2 separate regions of the Homo sapiens genome follow, and region 1 is linked to region 2. A link is an interaction called in ENCODE POLR2A ChIA-PET data of the cell type or tissue named here. Cell type or tissue: GM12878. All regions are shown on one strand. Links, peaks and the distances in the headings refer to the core of each region. The heading gives the core; the rest is flanking DNA.

The links. Peaks named below come from ENCODE experiments on the same cell type or tissue, not always from the same donor. Only the 100,000 strongest peaks of a DNase experiment are listed, where the experiment ranks them.
Region 1: POLR2A ChIA-PET joins it to region 2 with 9 read pairs; 4 of 35 experiments call an interaction of 5 or more read pairs at or near these places.

What each region holds. Positions count from the first base shown.
Region 1 is chr6:156,636,867-156,639,793 of GRCh38, forward strand. No RefSeq gene overlaps it. Among named protein-coding and RNA genes, the nearest start is that of ARID1B, 140 kb to the right of the region's middle. In GM12878, for the core only: a CTCF peak has its summit at 1,276; a DNase peak (open chromatin) is centred at 1,249; H3K4me3 peaks cover 401 bases; H3K27ac peaks cover 1,460 bases.
Region 2 is chr6:156,781,645-156,784,571 of GRCh38, forward strand. All of the region lies in intron 1 of ARID1B (AT-rich interaction domain 1B), which reads left to right. Among named protein-coding and RNA genes, the nearest start is that of MIR4466, 3.4 kb to the left of the region's middle. In GM12878, for the core only: no CTCF peak of the experiment used is centred there; no DNase peak of the experiment used is centred there; H3K4me3 peaks cover 2,426 bases; H3K27ac peaks cover 1,854 bases.

The DNA.
Region 1 (2,927 bases), core at 179-2,678, 140 kb before region 2:
CAATTGTTACTCTCAATTTCATCATTTCTATATTATAAAGATGTTAATAAGCATATAGTAATGTAATGATTGCAGTAAAATAACACAAGTTTATTTTTTTTAAAAAAATCATCCACCAAGAAGATAGGGTGTACTTCTCCTATTTCTCCCACTAATTGCAACTAAAAACCCTAGACATTATATATGTATATAAATCAAACATAAGAAGACTTTGAAAGGTGGATGGAAGGAGGTAGACTGAATGGGGGACTTGGGACTCAAACAATGAGAGTGTTGAGTTCTCTGGGTTTTCTTTCTGTCTCATATAGCCTGGATTTGGAAAGGAAGAAGCTGGCAACACTGAAACCAATAGACGCAGACAAAAATAACACCAGCGAAAGTCTCACTGGCCTTTTTCTTATCTGCAGAAAATTATTGATCTTTGCTGATATGCTTGTTACATGTATATTAAATAGTAATTAACAAGGCCACGTCTCTGCAACGTAGGCTATTTTATAATGCGTGTTGCAAAAATGCCTGCCTGTTCTTGCTGATTGACACAGGAAGACTCCCCTTTCTTCTGGTGTGTGTGGCTCCAGGTCTTGTCTGCAACCTCATTGCTCAGAGCTCTGGTCCCGCGGGTCTCTGTACTCTGAACCTGGTTTCACAAGGGCACGGCTTGAGGAGGGGCTCATTGTGCAGCTTTAGTAGGAAGACAACCTTTCTGTTTGGGATTCAAGCTAAAAATGGATTCCACTGCCACAATTGCACAGCAACATCTATATCTTGCCTGTTAGTGTATTATGATTTAACATCTTCCCGAGTTACAAGAGTTCAGAAGATTACTATTTAGTCATCTTAGGCTTATCATTGTGTAGGCTATAAACGGTCAGAAAATCTTGAATGAACAAATAAATATCTATTGGCACCACAGCTCAAACAGAACTGAAAGTACGTACACATACACACACACACACACACACACACACACACACACACCCCAAACACTGAAAATGCTGAATAAACTATTTTTTAATGCATACTCAAAAGCAAGGAAAGAAAATTCCCTGATGTCAGGAAAAAAGAACAACTCAAAGAAAAAGAGGTGAGTGCAAGCTGAAGCCAAACAGATGACAGGGGCGTTGTAAACAGATACAGGCCTAACAGGCGTGGGACTCAAGTTTTAACGCCTGTACAGCAAAAGGAGATGAGGCCTTGGGCCTGTACAAGACAGAAAAGCTGAAACGAAACTCCTGTTTAAACTGGAAGCCATGAAGCTGTGCCTAGGTGGTGACACTGAGCTTAGAAAGTCGGTGCCTTGGTTTAGAGAATCAGCAAGGGAGCTTGCCATAGTGCAAGGGGTAGGAAGCCTCACCCATAGGAAGCTGAAGCCAGTGCCTGCTACACACATGTGTGGTGTTCACATCTGTATTACCTACATGAGGAGAGAACCCCAACCAAGAAATTAAGACAGGCACTGATCCAGCAATCCCACTTCTGTAAACATATCCAAAACAATTGAAAGCAGGGTCTCAAATAAATGTTTGAACACCGATGTTCATAGCAGCATTATTCACAATAGCCAAAAGGTGGTAGACACAAGTACTCAGGTGTCCATCAGTGGGTGAACTGATCAATAAAATGTGGTATATACATACAAGAAATATTATTCAGCCTCAAAAAGGAGGAAGATTCTGTCACATGCTGTCACATGGATGAACTTTGAGGACATTATGCTAACTGAAATAGGCCAGGTACAAAACGACAAATACTGTGTGATTCCACTTATATGAGGTAACTGGAGTAGTTAAAGCTCATAGAGACAGAAGGCAGAATGGTGGTGGCTAGGGGCTGGGGAGAGGGGAAAACAGGGAGTCACTGTTTAAAGGGTATAAAGTTTCCATTTTCTAAGATGAAAAAGTTTTGCAAATTGATTGCATAATACCATGAATATACTTAATGCTACTGAACATTACTATACACTTAAAAATTTTTAAGTTGAGCGAGGTGCAGTGGCTCATACTTGTAATCCCAACACTTTGGGAGGCCAAGGTGGGAGGACTGCTGGAGCCCAGAGACTTTGAAGGAGCAATAAGCTATGATTGTGCCACTGCACTCCAGCCTGGGTGACAGAGCAAGACCCTGTTTCAAAAACAAAAAATTGTTAAGATGGTAAACTTTAATTTAAAAATTAAAAAGAAAACTGGTACAGAACCAAGGAAACCTCTGGGCCCCACAGAAGAGCAAATGGAAAACAAGAATATCTAGACAAGAGCACGGTCGGGATCCCATGTCACCCCAGAAAATTAATCCCCACTGAAGATGAGCTCATGCGCAAAGATGACAAGCCACATAGGGAAATGAGTCACTGTGGAATAATCGGCAGAGGCAGCAAATGAAAAAAAATGTGTTCGCCGAGAGAGATAAAGCAAACATTCCTACCCAAGACACAAAAGATCATCTATAAACCGTAATAAAAGAACAGAAGACTGAGGAGGTTAGGAGACGGAGAAGGAAGAAGTAGCATTAAAGAATAAAGGACAAACTAAATAGGAATTACAGGAATAAGCAAATAGACCATCATTACAATTTTCAAAAAGAACATCATTGCATGGGTTAAACACTGGTCTAATTGATACTGGTGACGAATCCAGAGCGTGGAAAATAAAAGCAACACGTTTTATTCAGGCCAGACCTTTTCCAAGCCAATTGTATGATTTATGACCCAGGATGCAACACCCATTCTACAGCCAGACACAAAATAATATCAGGCATTCCTCTTGTTCATTCTCAAATATTCAAACTTTGGATCAGGCACTATTTTTAAGCCCTGGAAATACAGTTACGAATGAGACAGACAAGGTCTTTCTTCTTCTGGTTCTTGCATTCTAGTAGTTTGTTATCTAGAAGATAATAAATAGGCATAAATAAAATAATTTCAGATATTG
Region 2 (2,927 bases), core at 204-2,703:
GCTTTTAAGGATAATAGATTTTTCTATTCTTAATAGAAAACTTGTGATTTCAACTTGTTTTTGATTCACACGAGGAAAAACATTATAGAGAAGAATCATGGAAATAAACCCACGTAATTAATTTTAAAAAGGTTTGCTTTGTCAGCCTGCTTTTAAAGGAGCAGTTTAAAATTCACATCTTCGTAAACTAGAGACGAATGAAGTTAGAGGCAGATGTAGGACCATGTTACTTTAGAGTATTTTTTTCTTAATGGTACCAATCATTTTCAGTATTTTGTTTTCTTGTAATGAGAATGAATCCATTATGTCCCTATGACCCTTGGGAATAGGCTTTTTTTTTTTTTTTTTTTTTTTTTTTTTGTTGAGGTTGGGGGAAATATGGACATGCGACCTAGATTCAGGAATTTCTTTTAAGTACCTTACCGTGTAACATGTGGAATGTGTCTTTTTTACAATCCTTTTTTTTCTTTTCTTTTTGGAAGTTAGTATTATTTAGTATTAGTTGTTGTAATTATACTAAGAAACAGTCATTTGTCCAAAATATTAAATTACTGCCTGACTGTAGGTCATGAAATGCTATTAAATCACATTGTTAAATGATGAAATATTTTGGCTTTTAATATGTTTTTAGTTTCATTTTTGATTTCAGGAAATAGTTTCTATTGGGTGGCAAATGTTTTCGTAATTGGGACAAAACGTGTATATATTATAGGAGAAGGGTCTTTTTAAAAAGTGAAATAAGCCATTTGACGATTCAGTTTATTACTAGATTTTTGTAAGATGAGTATTCAGATGGAGCAGTCTCAAAAGGAATATTGAGGTCTACTCACGCACATAGGTTTTATGATGTCCACATTTCTACTGAATTCCATAAATGCAGTTTTAACTTTTAGTTTTATAAAACGTAGTACAATGTATTAAGAAAAGGGCCTTATTTACCATTAGAAGAAAAGTGATTAGCTAGCATGCGAAGCAGGAAGCTACAAACTGGTTCCTGATTACCTTAAAATGTGTGTGAGATACATTATTTGATAAAATCACTCCCAGTTAAATTTTAGGGTGTCTGATATTTTAAATCTTGTAAACAAATTTTTGTGGCCTAAATTTATATATTTGCCAAAGTATGGATGGCTGTGTATAGTTAGAAAAGGTGGACTTAGTAACTGTGGCTAATGGAAAGGGCCTATCATTTAAAAAACAGGAAAAGAAAATATAACAAATGTCTGCAGTTTTGTTTTCTGAATCATCTGGGATGAAATTATGCATGGCTTAAAATCGTTTTCATTGGGAGTCCTGATTTTTGTGGTACATACTTTTGACAATATTTTGGTAGTTTTTTTTTTTTAGTGGTAGCCACTCTTTAAGACAGCTATCACTTAGGTTTATGTTTATATTAATACTACATCAGTAAGTATATGCTAGGGACTAGCACATCCTTACCTTGAATCTATAATGAGGAACCTTAACCCCTCTTTGCTTTGGCTCTGCTTGTCTATATTTAGTCATGAATTTTTGGCAAGGCTTTTTATACTTGTTCCATTTTTCTCAATGTCATAGTGTATCAGAAGTGTGTTATGGATGTGGAAATAATGCAGATCACACTTGGACACTTTTACTAATATACTTAACCTCTGAATGTCATTTTCCTTTACTGAAATTGAAGAAAATAACGTCTTTATTCTGATATTTAAAAAAAAAAAACATTAATTCTGATTTGAGAACTGATTTTAAAAATGTAAGACAATGTAGAGGAAGACTTAATATAAGCTCATTTGATCGTTTTATTAGACACAGATACCTTTTAAAGAGAATAGGTGTAATAGAATGCGGTTGAGTTTTCAGTTCTATTTTTTATTAATAGACTTTATTTCTTTATGATTCTGGGCAGGGTGTATCTATCTAAAAAGATGACTTCTGATGTAATAGGAACACTTGCTTTCCTAGGATAAATTCCAATATCACAGGCAAACCGAAAAGATGATCATTTCATTTATTTAACCCTACCCTTTCCTAGGAGATGAGTGATTTGATGAACATTTGTTAGGGTTCCATGAAATTTTCTACTCCGTTTGGAGACTCACTGGGGATGTAAATTTTGGATGTGCTGGCCTAGGACTCTGTATTCGCTTTTTTGCCGGTGTCCTCAATCTGGAGGCTTTTCTTGCAGCTCTACACTGGACTGACACTGCTCAGCTCATGGGGTTGTGTGCTTTGATCCATGTGGGTGGAAAAGGGACTGATATTTCACTCGTGTCACTTTTGTTTTGGAGTGTATGTGTAGATTTGTAAATTTGAGATTGATATTTATGTTTGATAGAAGTGTGGTGTGTTGCATAAAATGACAGATTTATGGAGGCTGAAAATATTAATAAAACTTAATTCCATTTTTTTTTTGCAATATTTAGGTTTTCCAGTTGGATGTTATAAAATTTTTATGACATTTTACACTGCTGTTATTACTCAAGGGGCCGTATCCACCTCTTAGGCCTTTTTGGGATTGGGTGGTTTTGGTTGCATGCCTTTTCGGAGGTGCCCTTTCCTGAATGGGAGGGAGGTTTTTGCAGGTTCTCTGTGGATATGTAAAGTAGTGCCGCACGCTTGCTGTGTGTGCTTGCTTGAGGCTGAGGAATCCCAAACCCTGTTCCCTGTCGTGTCCGGGAGAGGCACCAGGCAAAACTGTTCCTCTACCAAGAATATATTTCTGTATCATAGATGTAGAACTATTATAAATATCTTTTCTCTAGCTTGGAGGCTATTTGAATGAGACTCAATGGCCCTTTTGGTTTAATTGGGTAATTGAGTGAATTAATTCTGATCTAAAAACTTGGTGTACTTTAGCAACTTTTTCTTCAGGAAATTTGGTAAAGATAAAATGACTTAGGTATCAGTCATTACCTGAGTGTCCTAAGTATTCATTTGTTTTTCCT